Regions from separate parts of the Homo sapiens genome. Here all the other regions are linked to region 2. A link is an interaction called in ENCODE POLR2A ChIA-PET data of the cell type or tissue named here. Cell type or tissue: GM12878. All regions are shown on one strand.

Region 1 (8,000 bases), 1.2 Mb before region 2:
CAAGTAGGAAAAGAGGAAGTCAAATTGTCCCTGTTTGCAGATGACATGATTGTATATTTAGAAAACCCCATTGCCTCAGTCCAAAATCTCCTTAAGCTGATAAGCAACTTCAGCAAAGTCTCAGGATACAAAATCAATATGCAAAAATCACAAGCATCCCTATACACCAATAACAGACAAACAGAGAGCCAAATCATGAGTGAACTCCCATTCACAATTGCTTCAAAGGGAATAAAATACCTAGAAATCCAACTTACAAGGGATTTGAAGGACCTCTTCAAGGAGAGCTACAAACCACTGCTCAACAAAGTAAAAGAGGACACAAACAAATGGAATAACCTTCCATGCTCATGGATAGGAAGAATCAATATCGTGAAATGCCATCCCCATCAAGCTACCACTGACTTTCTTCACAGTATTGGAAAAAACTACTTTAAATTTCATATGGAACCAAAAAAGAGTCCTCACAGCCAAGATAATCCTAAGCCAAAAGAACAAAGCTGGAGGCATCACACTACCTGACTTCAAACTATACTACAAGCCTACAGTAACCAAAACAGCATGGTAGTGGTACCAAAACAGATATATAGACCAATGGAACAGAACAGAGGCCTCAGAAATAACACCACACATCTACAACCATCTGATATTTGAAAAACCTGACAAAAATAAGCAATGGGGAAAGGATTCCCTATTTAATAAATGGTGTTGGGAAAACTGGCTAGCCAAATGTAGAAAGCTGAAACTGGATCCTTTCCTTACACCTTATACAAAAATTAACTGAAGATGGATTAAAGACTTAAACGTAAGACCTAAAACCATAAAAACCCTAGATGAAAACCTAGGCAATACCATTCAGGACATAGGCATGGGCAAGGACTTCATGACTGAAACACCAAAAGCAATGGCATCAAAAGCCAAAATAGATAAATGCGATCTGATTAAAGAGCTTCTGCACAGCAAAAGAAACTATCATCAGAGTGAACAGGAAACCTACAGAATTGGAGAAAATTTTTGCAATCTACCCATCTGACAAAGGGCTAATATCAAGAATCTACAAAGAACTTAAACAAATTTACAGGGAAAAAAACCATCAAAAAGTGGGCAGAGGATATGAACAGACACTTCTGAAAAGAAGAGATTCATGCAGCCAACAGACATATGAAAAAATGCTAATCATCACTGGTCATCAGAGAAATGCAAATCAAAACCACAGTGAGATACCATCTCACGCCAGTTAGAATGGTGATCATTAAAAAGTCAAGAAATAATAGATGCTGGAGAGGATGTGGAGAAATAGGAATGCTTTTACACTGTTGGGAGTGTAAATTAGTTCAACCATTGTGGAAGACAGTGTGGTGATTCCTCAAGGATCTAGAACTAGAAATACCATTTGACCCAGTGATCGCATTACTGGGTATATATCCAAAGGATTATAAATCATGCTACTATAAAGACACATGCACATGTATGTTTATTGCAGCACTGTTCACAATAGCAAAGACTTGGAACTAACCCAAATGTTTACCAATGATAGATTGGATTAAGAAAATGTGGCACATATACACCATGGAATACTATGCAGCCATAAAAAAGGATGAGTTCATGTCCTTTGTAGGGACATGGATGAAGCTGGAAACCATTCTAAGCAAACTATCACAAGGACATAAACCAAACACTGCATGTTCTTACTCATAGGTGGGAGTTGAACGAGAACACATGGACACAGGGCAGGGAACATCACACACTGGGGCCTGTTGTGGGGTGGGGAGCTAGGGCAGGGATAACATTAGGAGAAATACTTAATGTAAATGACAAGTTGATGGGTGCAACAAACCAACATGGCACATGTATACATATGTAACAAGGCTACACATTGTGCACGTGTACCTTAGAACTTTAATAATAATAAAATGTATGAAAATAATGTAAGATAACTCATTAATAATTTTGGTTTGGGATACATGTTGAAATATTTTGATATATAGGTGAAAATACTTTTAAATTAATATTTCTCTTGCTTTTTTAATGTGTTTACTAGAAAATTAAAATTTCCTCTACGTGGCTGCCATTATGTTTCTACTGGATAGTGCTGGTCTTAGAGCATATGTGTTCCTCCCCCTACCAGCTTCTCTTTCTGGTATACCTACTTCTGAGAAGTTGACACCTGTGCCCATCCTGGGCCTCTGCCAAAATCCCAACTCCTCTGTGAGGAGTGAGGAGTGCCTTGGCGGCTACTCTGACTTTTCTTCATGTAAAGGGATTTGAGACCCATCCCATGTATGGCCTACTTTCATCAGCTTCTGAATTTCAAATGCAGATGTGTATGTGTTGTGACTTTGTGTATGTACAATTCCTGAAACGTCTAGTTTACTAGGAGAGCTCAATAAAGTTAATAACACTGATAATACCCTAAACTATGGGAGGTCTTAGAGTAAGATGACAACTATAGACATGGAAATCAATCACCTTTTTATCTTTTAACCATCCCCAAATTTGGTTTGCCCCTATGCCAACTTAAATGACTCAGGGAGGGGAACATACAGTGATTCCTAGCTAGGTAGGGTTTAGGGGACCTGACTTGACTTTGAATTTTTCTAAGCTATGTACTGAGCAGGACCTCATCAAAGTGCAGTGGTAGACAGAGTTCATCCTGGCTCTATGGTGTCTTTTATCTTTCCATTCTCCCTTTCAGTGAGCCTCCAAACGTCCACTCCTAGTACTCAGGGATCTGACTGTCAAAGACTTATCTTTTACCTCTTGCTGTCCTCCCCTGGCGTGTTCTCACCCCTCCTCTATTCCTTCAGAGCCCTGCTCTCTAAGATTCAGCTGATTTGATTGGTGTGGTAATGGAAGAGCAACCCACAGTCTTAGGCAAGAGTCTTAAATTTGAAGGTTCCAATGAAGTAGACCCAAGTTATCCCTTTCCAACAGAAGACGTCAGTTGATGGATTTTGAGGATATTTGATTTCATGTGAGATGGTGCCACTGAGCAAATGGTAGATGCCCCAAAGCAGCAGATGAAGAATTAAAGAGGACTGCCCTTAGTGACATCTTGGAATGATTTGGGGGTGTGGGAAACCTCTCCTGCCCTCCAAACTCCTCCTTTCTCCCAGAATATCAAATTACTTTTTCAGAGAAAGTAATGGGAGGGGAGGGGTTTATGAGACAGGAAATGTTGAAGAAGCGCTGGACTCATCAGCCCCAAAGATTAAGGATGGCCTTCTCCTCCCTCCAGATAGGAACATAGCTGGACACCTTGGGGGCAGCTTCTTGAGGACAGAACTGACCTGTGCCTCTTGAAGGCAAAGGCATTATAGGTTCTCAATACATATTGAATGCTCAACTGACTGGCTGAGGTGAAGAAGGAGATGGTTGATTTTGCAGTCTATTAATAACAGCCATAATCTCAAGTGACTCACAGACCTTGAAAAAAGATGATGTGGCCTTCATTGCAGTTTTGCAGAAGTGAAAATCGCCATTGCATGAAACTGTTGAAAGGGGATCTTCAGAATGACTTTGGTGAAATGTTTAGCGACTCTCTTGTAAACCGCAAAGCTGTACAAGGCAACAATGCTCATGATATCCCAGAGCAATGTGGGCAATGGCCACACAAGAGATCCTCAAGGGAGTTCTCTGAGTTTAGGGGACATGTATTGCAGGAGTCAGCCATAAAGGATGGGAAGCGTGCATGGGGCCCTGTGCAAGGCCCTTTGTGAAGCAAGTAAAACACATCATCCCTTTGGCAATTTTCCACTGAGACCACACAAAGAATAAAATATTTAAACATAAACAAATTATGTGTTTCTTCAAAATGTCTTCTTATCTAATTTCCCTCTTTTTTACTACTGTTCCCTCCTAACTTCTCTGTCAGGCTCTAAAAATTCTCTTTCTTTCATCTCTCTGTCCTGGACCATAAATGGCCTTTATGCGGGCTCCTCTCTCTTTCTCTCATGCAGAAGGCAGCTGAATTGCTTTTCCACTTAATTCCAGGCCTAATGAAAGTATCTAGGCCTTGAACCACCCAACCATTCAGCTTTTGCTTATGTTTTTTTCCTCTCTTTCCTTCCAACTCTCTAGTTTACCCCTTCATTCTGGTTAATTGTATTAACTTGTTTTCCTGTATGAATCCTCCTTTAGATTACTTGGATTGTCCTGGAATGGGCTTGAGAGAGTTTATCATTCTTTGTCCACCATTCTTAATGTGGCTCCCTACCACCTGGGCCTGGCTCAAGAGAAGAGGCAGACAGGGTTCTGTGTAAGTGGGCAGACACCAAATGAGGAATGGTGGGATGTCTGGGGTTCCTCGTGTCCTGTATCAGCAGTGAGTCAGCTAGCAGGAACAAGCCTTTGACAAAGTCTTTCAAGTAAGGAAAAACCTTGTTGTGGTTCTAGGATGTGTCTAAATTAGGGTTTGGAACTGGGCATGTCTTGGCCCAAAGCTCATGGTCTACCTGCTATAACTACTGGTGTTGAAACCCCAGGTGATGCTGCCTAAGAAGTCATGGTTGTGTGAGGACTTGCTGCTTCCTTCATTTGTCATTCTGACAAGGTGTCAGGAAATTTAGCCAATAGCAATAACAATCAATGTGCTCTTCTCTACCATACTGAATGAATGCCATGGCAGCTGATCAACAAGAGAATGCCATATTGAAGAGTCTCATTATAAGTCATGTATAACAGAGATGTAGGTATTCTATGACAGGGGAGTGAACTATAGTACCTTGCAAAGACCAGTGTTTGTGGGTTAAAAAAAAAAAGACTGATGCTCAGGTGTAGACATGAGACTCCAGAATGATTTCTGTTTTGCCTTGTAAGCTATCAGTTAATCTGATGGGGATAGAAAAGGCAAAATCTCAGCATGTCAGCATGTCAGTAATTCAACATAACTGACTCTTGTTAAGCTTGTATTCTTTGGCTGAGTGGTGAGAAGCCTACCCAAGTCTTATTTACCCCCATAATCGACCTCAGGAGATATTTAGTTTTTTTCATTGATCTTTTCCCTACAAGTGATGAATGTGAATGGTTAGGTTCCCTTCTATCCATAAGTTTCTTAAACAGGACAGATGGATATGCAGACCACTGTAAGAAACAATAGTGTCTAGTAATTATGTCTGGTAAACTATTAATTTTTTCATTTAGCTCTTTGACAGCTATTTTCTGAGGGCGCCTGATGATATGCTAGGAATTACAGATGCAATGGTGACTGAAGTAAAGATGGTCCTTGCTTCGATGAAACATGCACCTTAACAACAAATGCAGAAAAGTCAAGGAAATTACATGATAAAAATATTAATCCATAATAAGTACTTTTTATATTTAATTTTATTTTTAAATATTTAAGTCATTGATCCATTCAGAACTTATTTTGGCAAAGGAATGATACAGAAATCCAAATGTTTTACCCTAAAACACTAGCCAGTTTTCACAATATCATTTATTAAAGGGACCATGTTTTCTCTACAGATTTGAAATGATACCCTTATTATATACCAAATTCTCATATTTATAGGACTGTTTTGGCATTGTATTCTGTTACATTGATTTGTCTCCCTGCTTTTGGCTCAGTGATGGTTTTTAATTTCTGTAACTTTATAATAATGTTTTTCTAGTTGGCAAACAAGTCTTCTTTATTTCCTTCTCCTTTACCTTTTCCTCCTCCTTTCCAGGTCATTCCATGTATGTATTTTTTTCAGATGACATTTAGAATAATTTTAAGTTCCTGATCTCCCCAAATTCTTTTTTAAAAACCCTGGGTCGGCAAGGCTATTTAAAGTCCTGTTGATGAGGTATCTATTGCAAGTGTTCCTCTGCCAAAATAATTCTAGAAATTCAATATATATGTTAAACTAAGATTCCTAGTTATTGCTCATGGGGAAACATTCTTTGGTGGGCTGTGTTAAGTAGTAAAGCCTATAAAAGATATCCCTTTAGAGTATTTTAAAACAGCAATTCCAGACGTAACTTCTAATCAATGACTTCATGCAAACAGTTTCTCAATGTGTTTTGTATAAAATGAATAAGGTAAATTAGGAGCTGCCTGCTGAAATTTATAAGAAAAATTTCCTTATAATAGGTACCCTTTATAGGAAGATAATTCATCCTGCAAGCTGGAAAACAATTTGATTTGTTCCTTTCACACACATTCAGTAACTATAGATCTGTTACAGAATCTTAGAGTACTTTTCGATCAACCCAGAGTGGTGAATTAATGAAATATAACATCAAAATTTTCAGTGGAAGCAATACAATATATTCTGGTATATGTAGTGGCAGCTGATTCAAGGCATCATATTAGGTCTTTCTTTTCCAAGCTTGTAGTCAAACTATGTAATCACAAACATAAGGCAGAATACACCAGGGCAGAATCCATGGTGACATAATTAAGGACATAGGCTTATCTTAAGTAGAGTCCCAAAGGAGGTTGAAGATCATTAAAGACATACAGAAAACATGGAACTTCTTATCTCACACAGTAACAAGCAAATAACAAGGATTTCTTTATCAATATGAAATGGAAAGATTAGTATATTAAATATTGGAATCATCTTTGGTTTGAATCCATTATGCACCAGTTAATATGACCACGACCTCAGGAAATTTACTTAACCTCTCAGAATATTAATGTGAGTAAAAACTCTCTTGTGTAAATCCTAGGGCTCATGACGATGTACCAACAGAGACTGAAAAGCCATCTTCTTCATGCTCTGGACGGCACTGTTATACTGAAGTTCTAAAACCAATCAACTATGATAATAAAAGCTTCCTGATTACTGCCTTTTATGGAAGAAAAATATTAAGAAAATGTACTGCCCCAAGAAAAGATTTAAGATTGTTCTTTTAAATCTATTTTATCCAACCAAATAAAAAGCTTTAAACATTTTTAAAGTAGTTTCAGCTTAGATTGCACTACTTTGCCTTGAGTGGAGTAAATATTCATGTCAGGGCATGGGACAGCTTGCATTACTGTTCCCAATTATTTGAGAGGCATAAGCTTCCTCTCCCACTGGCATCAAGATGCTCCCTACTCCACATCAGGCCCTCTGACTGGCTTTGGCCAATGTGGGTGAGAGTGACACATGGCATTTTAGTGAAAGATATTAAGAGCCTTCATGAGGTTCTAACATTTTCTTTCTTTTTCCCCTTCACCACTTGAGATTTATATCCCAAGATGTGAAAGGGCTGGTACTCCAACTTGGTCCTAGGTTGAAAATGGAGAGCAGAATCATAGCTAATGCAGCTGACATCTACTGTGACCAAAAAATATTTGGTTGCTGTTGTAAGCCTTTGAGATTTGGGGGCTGTCATCAATCTAGGCTAAGCTGACTAATACAAAGCATCATTCCAAAATGGTAGTTATAATGTCACATTTCTACTTCTTCATGTGGATACCCAATTTCTAAAAGAAGTGTAAGATTCTCTATATTTTCATGGGTTCATCCTCTGTTGATTCCATGATTATGATATCACTGAAATAATGCCTAGGGATTTTAGACAGTTGCATTTTTATTGAAAAATCCCAAAGGTAACACAAATTCATGTGGAAAAATATTGAATTCTGACAATTAATCATTTTAAAGCATGGTTCAGTGGCTTTATAAACAATAAGCTGTTGATAAACTTTGTGAAAACAAATTTGACAAAGGCCTCTTTCACTCCTATACAATAAATACTCTACCAGTTGTACCCTTGGCCAAATCATGTGCCAGGAAACTGAGGATGGAAGTGGAAGTGGCACCTTTCACTATTACTCCTCATGATAGACTCATAAAATATTGCTTCTTATCCCCATGACACTGGCCCCTGCTGGGGTAGATAGAGCACAAGTGCCCAAAGAAGGGATGCTTCCACCAGGGCATGTGACAGTGGTTCTGCTGAATTGGAGGTAAGACAGCTACCCAGACATCTTGACCTCCTAATGTCATTGGATAAACAGGCAAAAAATAAAAAAGAATTAACCAGGGTGAGCTCTTAATGACTAAGGAAAAATAGTGTACTTT
Region 2 (8,000 bases):
TAGCAGATGCTTTGGGAGTACTAGCTGTCTCAGGGTCTTTCATTTCTCATATTTTGCCTCTATCATGTATCTTCCACAGGACCAGAGAAATCTCTGTTAAAGAAGAGATACTTGCATTTTTAACCCAAGGTTTTGAAAATTTTGGAAATAACTGTTCCTTCTTTTGGGTATTTAATATATCTAATAGAGATGCAGACTTACATTTCACTATGAAAAAGCAAATACAGGTTGTACTTGCCTTAATTTTAAGCTGAGTATGTATGATGTTGAACTGTGTGAAATTGTCTTTTTTTGCCCCAAACTATCAAATTTCATGGGTTTATCTAAATTACTCACTATATTAGCTACAAAAAATAGCTAATATAGTGAGTAACATTTATTAAGTATTTATTGTGTATTGGGCATTCTGCTACATACTTTAATATGCATTTATCAGGTTTAATTGTCACAACACTCTAAACTGGGCTTAAAAATTTTTTCAGCTGCCCAGATTCCATTTATCCTAGTCGAAATGGGCCTCAGTTTTTGTATAGGGATTATCTCTTGTCCATTTTTGGTTCACATTGTTTGGGTTTCTCTCTAGTTTCCTTCATGCTCCAGGATGGAGCACGGCCTATTTTACTTAGTGCCTTCCACTTTTCAGTTGGAGAGCCCACCCAGAGCTAATCTTAGGGCCTTTGCATGAGGATTTGGGAGAGGCTCTTGCTTTCTCCTATAAGCTTCAATGGAGAGGATGTGAAATAGAGGTATTGAAGCCATTTTGTCACCATGCAGATCCTGAAAATGAACAGAGAACTGAGCCTTGCCAAGAGTTAGAAACTCAATCCTGATGGTGATATTTATTTATTTAATTTAATTTATTTATTTTAGAGTCTCACTGTGTCATCCAGGCTGGAGTGCGGTGGCATGGTCTCAGCTCACTGAAACTTCTGCCTTCCAGTTTCAGGTGATTCTCCTGCCTCAGCCTCCCAAGTAGCTGGACTACTGGCAGATGCCACCACGCCTGGCTAATTTTTGTATTTTTTGTAGAGACGGGGTTTCACCATGTGGGCCAGGCTGGTCTCAAAACTCCTGACCTCAAGGGATCTGCTTGCCTCAGCCTCCCAAAGTGCTGAGGTAACAGGCGTGAGGCACCGTGCTTGGCCCTGATGGTGATATTTAAACCCTAACTCAGGCTGTGTCTTATGCAAAGGCTGCCTGCTTGACGTTTAGTTATTTGTTTAAGCAGGGTTGATTTGGATTTTCTATCACTTTTTTTTCTTGGAGACAGGTTCTCTCACCCAGGTTAGAACACAGTGACATTATCATGGCTTACTGCAGCCTTGACCTCCCAGGCTTAAGCAGTCCTCCCACCACAGCCTTCTGAGTAGCTGGGACCACAGGTGTGCTCCACCATGCCTGGCTAATTTTTTAAAAATTTTTATTTTCAGTTGAGATGTGGTCTTGTAATGTTGCCCAGGCTGGTTTCAAACTCCTGAGCTTAAATGATCCTTCTGCCTCTGTTTGCCAAAGTGTTGGGATTACAGGCGTGAGCCACTGTGCCTTGCTTGCTAATGAAAAAAAAATTTTTTTTTTTTCGTAGAGATGAGGTCTTGCCGTGTTGCGCAGGCTAGTCTTGAACTCCTGGTCTCTAGCACTCCTCCTGCTGTGGCCTCCCAAAGTGCTAGGATTATAGGCGTTAGCCACTGTGCCCTGCTGTATTTTCTGTTACTTAAAACTGAAAGAGCAACATTGTTGATCACAGCCAGATGGAAACAACTCAGATGTCAGTTGATGAATAAACAAAATGTAGCATATCCTTACAATGGAATATTATTCAGCAGTAAAAATAATGAAGTACTGTTACATGCTACAACATGGATATATCTTGAAAACATTATACTGGATCAAAGAAGTCAGTCATGAAAGACCACTTATTAATATGATTTAATTTATATCAAATATCTGGAATAAGCAAACTCATAGAGACAGAAAGTAGATTTATGGTTACCTAGAGCTGGTGGGGAGGGGGAAATATGGGGCGTGCCTGTTGATGGGTATGTGTTTCTTTTTGGGGTGATAAAAATACTGTAAAATTGATTTTGGTAATGGTTGTACAGCTCTGTGAATATACTGAAGTCATTAAGTTGTGCACTTTAATTGGGTGAATTGTACATGTGAGTTATATATCTGACTGTAGTTGTTATTAAAAAACAACAGGAGGCCATGTGGGCTGCTAGGAGTAGCAATGTCTGTTCCCAGCCAGCAGGTAGAGACCAGGGCTGGACAGAGGAGTATGGGCTGTGCTGCAGATTATTTGTGGTACCCAACTGTTGCATAAAACAGGGTGTGATCTCTTGCATTGCTATGCATGAGTGGATTCCCAGTAAATTGTGCCAGGCTGCCTGATGATGTGTGGCTTGTGCTTTGGATCGTAATGCTTACCTATGCTACTTAAGTTACATACCCTGTGGCCTTTGTGGCCAGGACTGTGGGCTACTACCTGGAGTGATTCGTTAGGGGAAAGGACCCACAGCCTGTGCAGGAGGAAAAAAGCATCTCTGAGTACAGGGTGGATGAGCTGGATGAGCTGCCGGGCAAGAGCCACGCACACCCAGGTGGTGAGTCTTAAGGATAAGGTGGAATTTGCCCCATAGCTGTCCTGGACAGAAACTGCCCAGAGAAGAATGAATGGAGGACATAGGGCTCTGTGGTCCCACCATACATGGGGAGACCTGTGACTGGTCCTGTTACCATGTCAACTTAGCCCCAAACCCATCTCTGATTGACTTGGTTGCTTATTTTGGCACATTCTTGCTCCACACAGCCACATACATACTGGCTGCTCCTCGAAGGCCAGGCAGATGCAGCAGCTGTTGGGCCAGCAAAGAGGAAGGTCCTGGAAGGTTCTGGCCTGAACGCTGCATCTGTTGTGTGACAGCCACAACTGCTCAGGCTTCCTTGTCTGTGGGTGCACTGTGGGGAGGAGTGTTATGATAAGAACATTGGCTCTCAGTCTCCCTGGGGAGAAGTTTGGCCTCACGTGGGATTTGGGCGTTGCCTTTAGGAAGGCTCTCTGCATGTCTAGTTCCAGTTTGTACTGGGAAGAATTAAAAAAGTCTGCCAGCTTCTTTAGTTTGTCCTGTCTTTTGTGATGATTCTTTCTGAGATCCCCTCCTATCAGCTCAGGAGTGGGATTTTCTGGAGAAGGAAAGTGTTTTTCTGTTCCTTACTGCTCACCTTGGGGCATTCAGGAACATGGGCCTGATGAATTTGCTTGAAGGCAGTCTGTAATCCCATCACTTTGGGAGGCCAAAGAAGGCGGATCATTTGAGCTCAGGAGTTTGAGACCAGCCTGAGCAACGTGACAAAACCCTGTCTCCACCAAACAACAACAACAACAACAACAACAACAACAACAACAACAAACTGGGCTGGATGGCACGCTCCTGTAATCCCAGCTACTTGGGAGGCTGAGATGGGAGGATTGCTTGAGCCCAGGAGGTCAAGGCTGCAGTGAGCCATGATTGCACCACTGCATTCCAGCCTGGGTGACAGAGGGAGACTGTTTCAAAAAAAAACACAAAAAAACAAAACCATTACCTGGAAGAATTCTAACAGCACTATTATTCTCATTTTACAGATGAGGAACTGAGGCACAGAAATGTTCAGCAGCAGGCCCATTGTTTAGAGCTGATAGGTTGTAGAGCTGAGATTTAAAACTACCAAGTCGAAGCTTACAACTGTGCTATCTTACTTTTTTCAATTAAGAGTCATCCTTATGGAACTTTGGAGTTGGGAGTTCCTTAGCAATTACTTAATCTAACCCTTTCATTTTACTGATGAGAAAATTGAACCTTAGATAATAAGGGATTTATGACTTAGTCTCAGAGATAGGCAGGTAAACAACTAGCAGTGACACAAGGTGGAATAGAATGTTAACCAATAGAGGTACTGGCATTTACTGTGTGAAATTAAGGGAGGGATCATGTAATTCTGATGACTAGCCAAGAGCTTTTTTTTTTTTCTTTTGAGATAGAGTCTCGCTCTGTCACCCAGGCTGGAGTGCACTGGTGCAATCTTGGCTCATGCAACCTCCATCTCCTGGGTTCAAGCAATTCTCCTGCCTCAGCCTCCCGAGTAGCTGGGATTACAGGCGTGCGCCACCACAGCCAGCTAATTTTTGTATTTTTAGTAAGAGACTGGGTTTCACTATGTTGGCCAGGCTGGTCTCGATACCCTGACCTCAAGTAATCTGCCCACCTTGGCCTCCCAAAGTGCTGGGATTACTGGCGTGAGCCACCACACCCAGCCCCTAGTTGTATTAGCTATTTATTACCACATAACAAGTTACTGTGAAGCATAGTGGTTTAATGCAACATTTATCATCTTAGTTTCTGTGGGTTAAGAATTTGGAAGCAGTTGAGTGGGGTGGTTCTGGCTCAGGGTTGCAGTCATTTTGAAGGCTTGGCTGAGGCTGGAGGATCTGCTTCCAGGCTGTTGGCAGGAGGCCTTGCCTGTTGCTCTGTGGACCTCTTCTTGAATGTTCTCACAACATGTCAGCTGGCTTCATCAAGAGGGAGCAAGGAGGAAGCTGCGGTTACATTTTTATAACACACCCTTAGAAGACCTCACACTGCCACTTCTGCCACGTTTGTTAGAAGGGAGTTACTGGGTACAGCCCACACTCAAGGGAGAGTTCAGGTTCTGCCCTTTGAAGAGATGCAAATTAAGTAATTTGTGAACATATTTTTGAAACCACCACACTAGCTAAGCATATTGAGGAGGAGAAACAGTGGTGAAGAGTTAAAAGACGGGGATTCTAGACCCAGCTCTGCTGCTTGCTCCATAGGGAGGGAATGATTCATCCTTCCTGAATCTCTTATTTTCTCTAGGAAAATAGGATCATCAAACTGCACAGCCTGCTTTACAGTGGATTATAAGGGTGTCTTAGTCTGTTTACTGTTGCAGTAACTGAATTTCTGAGACTGGGGATCATCAAACTGCACAGCCTGCTTTACAGTGGATTATAAGGGTGTCTTAGTCTGTTTACTGTTGCAGTAACTGAATTTCTGAGACTGGGTTATTTATTTCTTCTTCTTCTTCTTCTTCTTTTTTTTTTTTTTTGAGATGGAGTCTTGTTCTTGTCTCCCAGGCTGGAGTGCAATGGCACAATCTTGGCTCACTGCAGCCTCCGCCCCCCGGGTTCAAGCGATTTTGCTGCCTCAGCCTCCCGAGTAGCTGGGATTATAGGTGCCGGCCACCACACCCAGCTAATTTTTTGTATTTTTAGTGGAGATGGGGTTTCACCATTTTGGCAAGGCTGGTCTTAAACTCCTGACCTCAGGTGATCCTCCTGCCTCGGCCACCCAAAGTGCTGGGATTACAGGTGTGAGCTACTGCGCCCGGCCGGTGATTTATTATTATTATTATTATTTTTGAGACGGAGTGTAACTCTGTCACCTAGGGTGGTCTCAAACTCCTGACCTCAGGTGATTCGCCCTCCTCAGCCTCCCAGAGTGCTGGGATTACAGGGGTGAGCCTGTTGCCCATCCTTAACCAGGGGTGGGCCTGGTTAAGACTGGGTAATTTATAAAGAAAAGGAATTTATTTCTTTCAGTTCTGCATGCTGGGAAGGCCAAGGTCAAGGGGTGCATCTAATGAGGACCTTCTTGCTGGTGGGGACTCTGCAGAGTCCCAAGGTGGCCTAGAGTATCACATGGTTAGGGGGCTGAGTGTGCTAGCTCAGGTCTCTTCCTCTTATAAAGCCACCAGTCGCACTCCCAGGATAATCCGTTAAAATTCGTTAACTCATTAATCCATGAATAGGTTCCATTCATGAGGGCAGAACCGTCATGACACAGTCACCTCTTAAAGACCTGCCTCATAATACCCACATTGGGGATTAAGTTTTAACGTGAGTTTCAGATGGGATAAACATTCAAATCATATCACAGGGTGGTAGCAAATAGATAAAGCGCGTAAGATAGGCTCTGTAAACTTTAATGTAGTATAGGGTTGGCTGGCAGACGTGGCTTCTTACCCTAATCCTGCTGTGTAATGGCTTAATAGCCATGTAATCTGAACATGTTTAAGCTATCTGTGTGCCTCAGTTTTCTCATTTGTAAAATGGGATTAATTATAGCAACTATAGCACTTTGGGAGGCCAAGGTGGGGAGGTCAGGAGTTGGAGACCAGCCTGGCCAATATGGAGAAACCCCGTCTCTACTAATACAAAAATTAGCTGGGTGTGTTGGCGTATGCCTGTAGTTCTAGCTACCTGGGAGGCTGAGGCAGGAGAATTACTTGAAACGGGGGAGGCGGAGGTTGCGGTGAGCTCAGATTGAGCCACTGCACTCCAGCCTGGGTGACAGAGATTCCGTCTCAAAAAAAAAAAAAAAAGAAAAAAAATTGTAGCAACCACAGGGTTATTGTGAGGATCAAGTAAAAATTCAGCTGATATATTTAGCATAATGCCAGCTGTATCAAGATAGGCACTGTTCGGCCAGGCGCGGTGGCTCATGCCTGTAATCCTAGCGCTTTGGGAGGCCAAGGTGGGTGGATGCGAGTTCAGGAGATCGAGAACATCCTGGCCAACATGGTGAAACCCTGTCTCTACTAAAAATACAAAAATTAGCCAGGCTTGGTGGCATGTGCCTATAATCCCAGCTACTCGGGTGGCTGAGGCTGGAGAATTACCTAAAACAGGGGAGGCGGAGGTTGCAGTGAGCTGAGATTGAGCCACTGTACTCCAGTCTGGGTGACAGAGAGAGACTCTTGTCTCCAAAAAAAAAAAAAAAAAATTATAGCAACTACAGGGTTATTGTGAGGATTAAGTAAAAATTCAGGTGATATATTTAGCATAATGCCTGCTGTATTAAGACAGGCACTGTTTGGCCAGGCACAGTGGCTCACGCCTGTAATCCCAGCACTTTGGGAGGCTGAGGCAGGTGGATCACAAGTTCAGGAGATTGAGATCATCCTGGCCAACATGGCGAAACCCCATCTCTACTAAGAATACAAAAATTAGCCAGGTGTGGTGGCATGTGCCTGTAATCCCAGCTATGCAGGAGGCTGAGGCAGGAGAATCGCTTGAACCTGGGAGGTGGAGGTTGCGGTGAGCTGAGATCACGGCACTGCACACCAGCCTGGCGACAGAGCGAGACTCCAGCTCAAAAAAAAAGACAGGCACCGTTCAATAAATAGTAACTTTGCTATTTACTCTTTTCTTCCTGCTGTGTCTGTTCAGTTATCTCTGGTTTTTTGGGCTTAGCCAGTCCTTGACCCTAGGACTTTCACATGGATATTTGTGAAGAATCTCTGATTACATAGGATATTAAGGTGTGGTTGTACTTTAATGCTACTATATGTTATTACTCTCTTTTCCTAATTCTTTTTTTTTTTTTTTTGAGATGGAGTTTCACTCTTGTTGCCCAGGCTGGAGTGCAATGGTGTGATCTCGGCTCACTGCAACCTCCGCCTCCCAGGTTCCAGCGATTTTCCTGCCTCAGCCTCCTGAGTAGCTGGGATTACAGGCATGCGCCACCATGCCCAGTTAATTTTGTATTTTTAGTAGAGATGGGGCTTCTCCATGTTGGTCGGGCTGGTCTTGAACTCCCAACCTCCAGTGATCCGCCTACCTTGGCCTCCCAAAGTGCTGGGATTACAGGCGTGAGCCACCATGCTTGGCCCCCTTAATTCTTTCGTAGGTTCTTGACAAGCTCTGATTTCTTCCTCCCCTCCATCCCCTCCCCTCCCCTCCCCTCCCCCTCTTTCTTTCTCTCTTTCTACAAAAATCTCACTCTGTTGCCCAGGCTGGAGTGCAGTGATGCAAACTAGGCTCACTGCAACCTCCGCCTCCGAGTTCAAGTGATTCTCCTGCCTCTGCCTTCCAAGTAGCTAGGATTACAGGAAAGCGCCACCACGCCCGGCTAATTTTTGTATTTTTAGTAGAGATGGGGTTTCACCATGTTGGCCAGGCTGGTCTCGAACCCCTAACCTCAGGTGATCTGCCCGCCTTG
Region 3 (8,000 bases), 460 kb after region 2:
AAAGAATTAATAAATTAGGGGGTGATCTTAATGTTCTGTCCCTACTTTAGTGACTGACATGCACTTTCCTGAAAGTGCTGTCCTTTGAAATACTTTGAAAGTGTTGGCTTTTCAAAATAATAAATTCATCTCTGTTCATTGTCATTTAATATTGAGCTTCATACATGTTCCTTTAAGCTTCCTCTCCTTCCTGTGTGGGAAAGACTACCAGCTTCGTATCATTTTCCCGTTTCTTGATTCTGTCCTTACTTCCCTTCCTGCCAGAGGTACTCTCTCTCTCTCAGCGAGGTCTGTCCCACAGGTGTTCTTTCTCCAAATATCATCTTGAAGTCAATTGGCCTTCCTTGATAATATGTTTCCTGATTTTCTCGGCGGCATATAGTTCAGTGGTTAAATGTGTGTGTTCAGGAGCCATTCTCCCTGGCTTTCAACCCTAATTCAACAACTTACCAGCTGGGTAACTCTAGAGAAGATGTTTTACATATCTGTGCTTCAATTTCCCCATTCAATAGGCTGGGGTACTTCCTTTCCAACCTGTCATGAAGATTGAAATGATGCTTATAAGGTGTTTATAACAGAAAGTATAAACCTGGCACATAGAAAGAGCTCAATAAATATTGACAGTATATATATATATATATTAGAGATGGGGTCTCACTCGGTCACCAAGGCTGGAATGCAGTGGCAAAATCACAGCTCGCTGCAGCCTTGACTTTCTGGGCTCAAGCGATCTTCCCACCTCAGCCCCGTAAGTAGCTGGGACTACAGGCGCATACCACCATGCCTGGCTAATTTTTGTAGAGACAGAGTTTTGTTGTCAAGGCTGGTCTCGAACTCCTGGGCTCAAGCGATCCGCCTGCCTCAGCCTCCCGAAGTGCTGAGATTATAGGCATGAGCCATCATGCCTAGCCAATAATTTTTTTTTAGACACAGTGTCTCATGCTGTCACTGAAGCTGGAGTGTAGTGTCAAGATGACAGCCCGCTGCAGCCTCAAACTTCTGAGCTCAAGCAGTTCTCCCACCTCAGCCTCCCGGAGTGCTGGGATTACAGGCATGAACCACCGCGCCTGGCCCTTTCCAGCTTCGTGGCCCATAAATGTCTTTCTGAAGTAACTGGAAGCCATATCTTTGAAATGTAAACATCAGAGGAGATTGTGCCCCTCTCTCCCAGTTTCTGAGTGAGGGCAGGAGCCTAACTTTGGGAGGTGCCTTGCTTCCAGTTGTAAAACTACCTGTCATAAAGACAAGAGAAGTTTATTTTCCCTTTGTATAAAACCAATTAATTAACAGATAATCACCCTCAATTACCAGGTGAATTTAGGATGCACTATATGTAATAAATGGTGCTGCCCAGTCCTCTTACTTGAGGACTAGTTACTGTGTGTCTTGAGAACTTTTATGTAATGGGTGGTACTGGCTATATAAAAGGGTGAGATTTCGGCTGGGCACAGTGGCTTACACTTGTAATCTCAGCACTTTGGGAGGCTGAGGCGGGCAGATCACCTGAGGTCAGGAGTTCGAGACCAGCCTGGCCAACTGTTGAAACCCTGTCTCTAATAAATACAAAAATTAGCGGGGTGTGGTGGTGGGTGCCTGTAATCCCAGCTACTAGGGAGGCTGAGGCAGGAGAATCACTTGAGCCTGGGAGGTGGAGGTTGCAGTGAGCCGAGATGGTGCCACTGTACTCCAGCCTGGGCAACAGAGTGAGACTCTGTATCAAAAAAAAAAAAAAAAAAAAAGGGGTGACATTTCTTTCTGTCAGCAGTCTCTTAGCAAATTGCCTGTGATGTGGATCCCATTCTGGTTTAATTCTTATTCAGTAATACACCTTTTCTTTTTCTACTACCTTTATGGAAAGGTTTTCTGGGTTGGGAGAAGATGTTGTCATTAATTATATTACCTGAACAAAGTATATTGATATATCTGTGTTTGTGCATCTAATTGCTTTATTTAATGCTTTATTTAATCCTCTTTTAGCAAGGAATTTACAATAGAAAGGATTGTCTTTTGCAAATTTCTCAGAAAGCACTAGAATCAGTGTGTTTAATAAGTAGATTACTAACAATTATCTATAAAAACCCAAGTGATGTTCCCCTTTCTTCTAAATACTCTGTAAGTTTCAGTGATATTGTGGTAAGGTACAGCTCTTTAAAACCTTAAGTGCATTCTCTCCTCCAGGAAGCTGTGAGGCTTTCGTTTCTCAGCATGTGAACCTATGGTCTTAGTGAATCTTTAGCAGGCAGAGAGTTCAGGATCATGAAGTTTTACATGCCTTTGTTACCACAAATGTAATAGTCCTGGTCCTAATTATCCTTATGGGTGTTTATTGTAATGAAATAAGACATTTGAGTATGATGTATGCTTCCTCTCTAGACCAAAGGGAAGCGGACTGCAGAGTCCAGAAGGCAATTTATACCCAAGATCTAATGAACACACACACATAAGCACACACACCCACGGCCCTGTGAGAGAAGTAACCAAGAATTAAGGCATTTAGTAGCTGTGCAATACATCACCAGCTGGCTGACACTGGTTAGCCACAAATGACGTGGCAGTCATGGAAAGCCAGAGACTGCTAAATAGAATTTTAGAATTTTGGGGCTTTCTAAAATGCAGAAATAAATAGATTGTTCTTCAGCTTAAAACTTTTTTTTTTTTTTGAGATGGAGTCTCACTCTGTCACCTGGGCTGGAGTGCAGTGGTGCAATCTTGGCTCATTGCAATCTCTGCCTCCCGTGTTCAACTGATTCTCCTGCCTCAGCCTCCCAAGTAGCTGGGACTACAGGTGTGCGCCACCATGCCCAGCAAATTTTTGTATTTGTAGTAGAGATGGGGTTTCATCATGTTGGCCAGGCTGGTCTTGAACTCCTGACCTCAAGTGATCCACCCGCCTTGGCCTCCCAAAGTACTGGGATTACAGGCATGAGCCACCGAGCCCAGCCCAGCTTAAAACTTTTTAGCAGTGATACCTTCTACTGAATATGCATAACTGCCTAGCACAGCTAATGAGGCCTCCTGTGGCCTCTCCCTGCTCCAGCCCCTCCTCTGGGGTTTCCCACCTCAGACTGCACTCCAGCACCCTGGATGTGTTCTACCTCTGGGCCTTTGCTCCACCTCTGGGCCTTTGCTCCTTTTGCTGGAAAAGCCCTTCCTCCAGTTTTCTAACTGGTGAACACCTGTTCATGTTTCACATTTCATCATTTCATCTTAGGTTGCTTCCCTGGGAGCCACTTCCTGAACTGTTCTTATCTTTTTTGGGTTTCTGTTTTGCCCCAGTCATCCGTTAATGGAGCTCACCTTTTGGACAGTGAGCTCCTCAAGTGCAAGGGCCACTTCACCCATCCAAGTGGTAACTGGGCCTGACCCTGCTTAGCTTCTGAGATCAGGCAAGATTGGGCATGTTCAGGTGGGTATGGCTGCAGACAACGGGCATTTTTGAGAAGCCACAGTGTCCCTAGCACCCAGAGGAAAGCCTGGCACATAGTTGCTGCTCAACAACCCCTGGTGTTTACTGAAAGGAGCCTTAGGCTGTGGACTGAATTATGTCTCCCAAAGTGTAAATATTGAAGCCCTAACCCCCAATACGACTGTATTTGGAGATAGCGCCTTTAAGAGGACAATTAAGATAAAATGAGATCTTCAGGGTGGGGCCCTAATCCAATATGACTGATCTCTTTATAGGAGGAAGAAATACCAGGTGCGCATGCTCCAAGAAAAAGCCATCTGAGGACGCGGCAAGAAGGCCGCCATCTACAAGCCAAGGAGAGGGGCCTCAGGAGAAATCGAACCTGTCACACCTTGATCTTGGACTTCCAGCCTTCAGAACTGTGAGAAAGTAAATTTCTGTGTTCAAGCTACCAGGTCTGTGGGATTTTTTATGGCAGCCCTAGCAGACTAAGACAGGCATCAATGGTTCCAATGTTTTCATTTTTTTTCCGGTAAGCAGACCGAAGCCCAGAGAGATGAAGCAATTTGCCCAAAGTCACATACCAAGTTAACTGAAGAGTTGGGGTTAGAATCCAGCTCTTGTGACTTCTCTCTTTTCAGTTTCCCTTCCCACTCCCCCCACTGAAAAGCTTTTGAGTGACTCTTTTAGAAATCCCGGTTCTGTATATGAAGCAGAATTGAGCACAGCTGCTCTAATGAAGGGCTCAGAGCTCCCAGGCTTTTCTCTCTCCCCTGCCCCTTTTCCCTGTTGCACCTCTGCAGTGTCCTGAGGGTTGATGGAATCTAGTTTGAAAGCTATTGCTCTACCTCACTGCCTCCTGAATGCAATGTCACAAATTTTCCCAACTTGCCATTTCTCTCACACTGACATAAAGCATTAGAAACCTGTTGTGAAGTAGGAAAGCTAACTGGGTCAGTAGCTGATAAGATAATCTGGCCTAGGGGATAGATGATTAGGATTTCAGAGAAGGAAAGGTCACCCAATTGATTTGACTCTGTCCTGGGGCGATGATATGGTGAAGATTTCTACAGATGCAGCAGAAACATCCGGAAACCAGGTGTGTCCCAGCTCTGGTCTGGGAACCATTTCATAAATTGGCAAATATCCAGGATATACACATGGCTAATTCTGAGGTGTACTGAAGTTTCAATAAAGCTACTTTGGTAATGACTAGGAGAAGAAAATCCTATGGCTGGACTTCATTAATGTTGTATGGCCAAGGACAGTGTTTCTCTAATTATGGCCTGTGAACCTCCCTGGATCTCGATCACCTGCATATTTGGGAATATGCAGGTTCCAGGGTCCCACCTGAAACTACAGAATCAGTATTGAGATCCCAGGTGATTCTCATGTACACTCAAGTGTAAGATTATTAGCACCTGGACTTTGGAAGCAGCCAGATAAAAGTTTGGATCCTGGGTTGGCTACTTCCTAGATGTGGCCAAGTCATTTTACTTGCCATGCTTTTGCTTTTCTTGTCTGTAAAGTGGACATGATACCTATTTTACAGGGTGGTTTTGAGGAATAAGGTCAGCATTAAACATTTATCCTCTTTAGGGAGACAGAGAGAGGAGATGAAATAGAGTAGAATTGAGAAAAGCAGTTTCTTAGACCTCCCTGTGAAGTTTTTCTTATTTCAACAAATAATAAAATAAAAAATTCATACACTTTCTTAGTGCTTGTTTGGACTTAAGAATTTAAAAATAACTTGAGAGTTTTATAGGCATCAAGGATGATGTCTGAGTGCTGGAAATACTTGACCTTTGGCTGGAAGGTGGAGTGAAGGTGCCAGCGGACTGAACCCTGGGAGACTGTCTTCTGTTTTATGAATGTGGTCATGCTCTGAGTTAAATGATGTCCCTGGTAAGGACATCTCCCAGAAAAGCTTAGAAATCAGCTGTAATCCTTGTTCCCTGCAAGACCCTTGACTTGGATGTTAAGAGTTCCCTATAATGATAATAGCTACCTTTACTGAGCACTACTTGTTAGCCAGGCATTGTGCTAAGTGCTTTATGTGCATTATGTTATGCAATCCTGCAAATACCGTTACGGGGCAGGTAATATTATTAATGCTATTTTAACAATGACAAAAGTAACTCACTGATTAGGACTCTGAGTAGTATCCATACCACTGTAAGGATAACAAAGAGCAAAGGCAGATTAGGTCCGGCTCTGCTGTTTGTTGGGTGTTTTACTTAGATTTAACCCCTAGACAAGTCTGAGTCTTGATATGGTCTTGCCTATTACTCTACTTCTTTCTCTGCTGTGCACAGATGGAGACTGGCATCTGTATTAATACCAGGTTGTGTGCTTAAAGTCCAATGAATAGCATTTTTTTTTTTTTTTGAGATGGAGTCTCATTCTGTTGCCCCGGCTGGAGTGCAGTGGTGCGATCTCTGCTCACTGCAACCTCCGCCTCCCAGGTTCAAGCAATTCTCCCACGTCAGCCTCCTGAGTAGCTGGGATTACAGGGGTATGCCACCATGCCTGGCTAATTTTTGCATTTTTAGTAGAGATGGGGTTTCACCATGTTGGCTAGGCTGGTCTCGAACTCCTGACCTCAGGCGATCCACCTGCCTTGGTCTCCCAAAGAGCTGGGATTACAGGCGTGAGCCACTGCACTGAGCCCAGTGAATAGCATTTAATAAATGTTTGTAAATGCTCTGAATGTACTATGATAATACAACAAAGTTGTACACATAAGATTATCATAGCAAAAAATGGAGAGTAACCTTGGTTACTTCTATATAGTTATTTAATTTTAATTTTTTTTTTTGAGATGGAGCCTTGCTCTGTCACCCAGGCTGGAGTATAGTGGCGTGATCTTGGCTCACTGCAACCTCCACCTCCTAGCCTCCTAGGTTCAAGCGATTCTCCTGCTTCAGCCTCCTGAGTAGCTGGGACTACAGATATATACTACCATGCCCCTTTAATTTTTGTATTTTTGGTAGAGATGAAGTTTCACCATTTTGGCCAGGCTGGTCTTGAACTCCTGACCTCAAGTGATCAGCTCACGTCTGCCTCCCAAAGTGCTGGGATTACAGGTGTCAGCCACCGTGCCAGGCCAATTTTTTTTTTTTTTTAGAGACAGAGTCTTGCCTTGTCAGCCAGGTTGGAGTGTAGTGGTATGATCACAGCTTATTGCAACCTCGAACTCTTGGGCTCAAGTGATCCTCCAGCCTCAGCCTCCCGAGTAGCTATGGCTACAGGTGCATACAATCAAATGCCTGGCTAATTAAAAACATTTTTTTTTCTGTAGAGATAGTTTCTCGCTATGTTGTCCAGGCTGGTCTTGAAATCCTGGCCTCAAGCAATCCTCCTGCTTCAGCGTGGGATTACAAGCATGAGCCACTGTGCCCAGCCTATACAGCCATTTAAAATGATTGTATAGCTCTATAATAAATGAATAACATACATACCATAATAAAAGAATAAAGCAGGATATGAAGTAGCATGATTAATGGAATCTCATTTTTGAAAATCAAATATGTTTATATGTACATAGAAAAAATATGGAAGGATCTACCCCATAATGTTAGTTGAGCTCTGAATGGTAGATTTAGGATTTTTTTTTTTTTTTTTTTTTTTTGAGACAGTCTCACTCTGTCACCCAGGCTGGAGTGCAGTGGCGTGGTCTCAGCTCACTGCAACCTCTGCCTCCCGGGTTCAGGTGATTCTCTTGCCTCAGCCTCTGGAATAGCTGGGATTACAGGTGCCCGCCACCACACCTGGCTAATTTTTGTATTTTTAGTAGAGACGGGGTTTCTCTATGTTGGCCAGGCTGGTTTTGAACGGCTGACCTTGTGATCCGCCTGCCTCAGTTTCCCAAAGTGCTAGGATTACAGGTGTGAGCCACCATGCCCTACGATTTAGGATGTTTTTTGACTCTGAAAAAGAAAAATTGTCTGATTTTTCTTTTTCTGTTTTTATTTTTACAGTGAGCTGAACACACATCATTTTTATAACTGGGAAAAATGTGCCACTATTATTTTGAAAATTAAATTCCTTGGAAATAAAAAGCTAAACATTCTACCATCTTCCATGTTATTGTGGGTTTGTATTTGCTTCTCTAAGAGAGTGATTAGGAGATGCTCTGAAGACTCTCAGCACACCAAAAGGATAGCTATTCTAAACATTCCTTTTAGCACCTTCACATACATTCAATGCATTCCTCAATGTATCACCCAATGCATTCTTGTTGAATAAGTGAATGAGCATTGAGAAGAAAATCTGTGATCAATATGCAAAGTGTTGCAAAAGAAGAACACTTTCATAAGGATGAGAAGTCATAACAATAGAAAATAATAACTTTCAATTTCTTTTTCTTAGATTCCTGGTAGCTGGATTAATTTGTGTTCAAAGTGATTCACTGAGTCTAGTGAGATCCTAGAACAAGGTTGGGGCTGTTTAAGTCACTCTAAGAGCTCCCTCCAGACATTTCTGTCAGCCTGTCTACACCATATCTCTTTTCATTATTCTTGTTGCCTTTGGTGGCTGTCACAGACAGGAGAGCCAAATAATGCTCCTAGCAGCACATATCATTTCTGCTTTG

Evidence for each region. Peaks named below come from ENCODE experiments on the same cell type or tissue, not always from the same donor. Only the 100,000 strongest peaks of a DNase experiment are listed, where the experiment ranks them.
Region 1: POLR2A ChIA-PET joins it to region 2 with 5 read pairs; 1 of 35 experiments calls an interaction of 5 or more read pairs at or near these places.
Region 3: POLR2A ChIA-PET joins it to region 2 with 6 read pairs; 1 of 35 experiments calls an interaction of 5 or more read pairs at or near these places.

What each region holds. Positions count from the first base shown.
Region 1 is chr7:106,548,448-106,556,447 of GRCh38, reverse strand. No RefSeq gene overlaps it. Among named protein-coding and RNA genes, the nearest start is that of CTB-30L5.1, 46 kb to the left of the region's middle. RefSeq lists an enhancer at 3,278-3,577. In GM12878, no CTCF peak of the experiment used is centred here; a DNase peak (open chromatin) is centred at 3,487; H3K27ac peaks cover 1,811 bases.
Region 2 is chr7:105,348,911-105,356,910 of GRCh38, reverse strand. All of the region lies in intron 2 of SRPK2 (SRSF protein kinase 2), which reads left to right. It also overlaps the pseudogene LOC124901716. Among named protein-coding and RNA genes, the nearest start is that of SRPK2, 36 kb to the left of the region's middle. RefSeq lists an enhancer at 4,478-4,557. In GM12878, no CTCF peak of the experiment used is centred here; DNase peaks (open chromatin) are centred at 3,007 and 4,590; H3K27ac peaks cover 2,297 bases.
Region 3 is chr7:104,891,746-104,899,745 of GRCh38, reverse strand. All of the region lies in intron 2 of LHFPL3 (LHFPL tetraspan subfamily member 3), which reads right to left. It overlaps LHFPL3-AS2 (LHFPL3 antisense RNA 2), which reads left to right. Exons shown (of 4, transcript NR_027374.1): 4 at 3,682-5,118. Among named protein-coding and RNA genes, the nearest start is that of LHFPL3-AS2, 31 kb to the left of the region's middle. RefSeq lists an enhancer at 2,190-2,329. In GM12878, no CTCF peak of the experiment used is centred here; DNase peaks (open chromatin) are centred at 2,255, 3,394, 4,015, 4,525 and 1 weaker place; H3K4me3 peaks cover 2,734 bases; H3K27ac peaks cover 5,226 bases.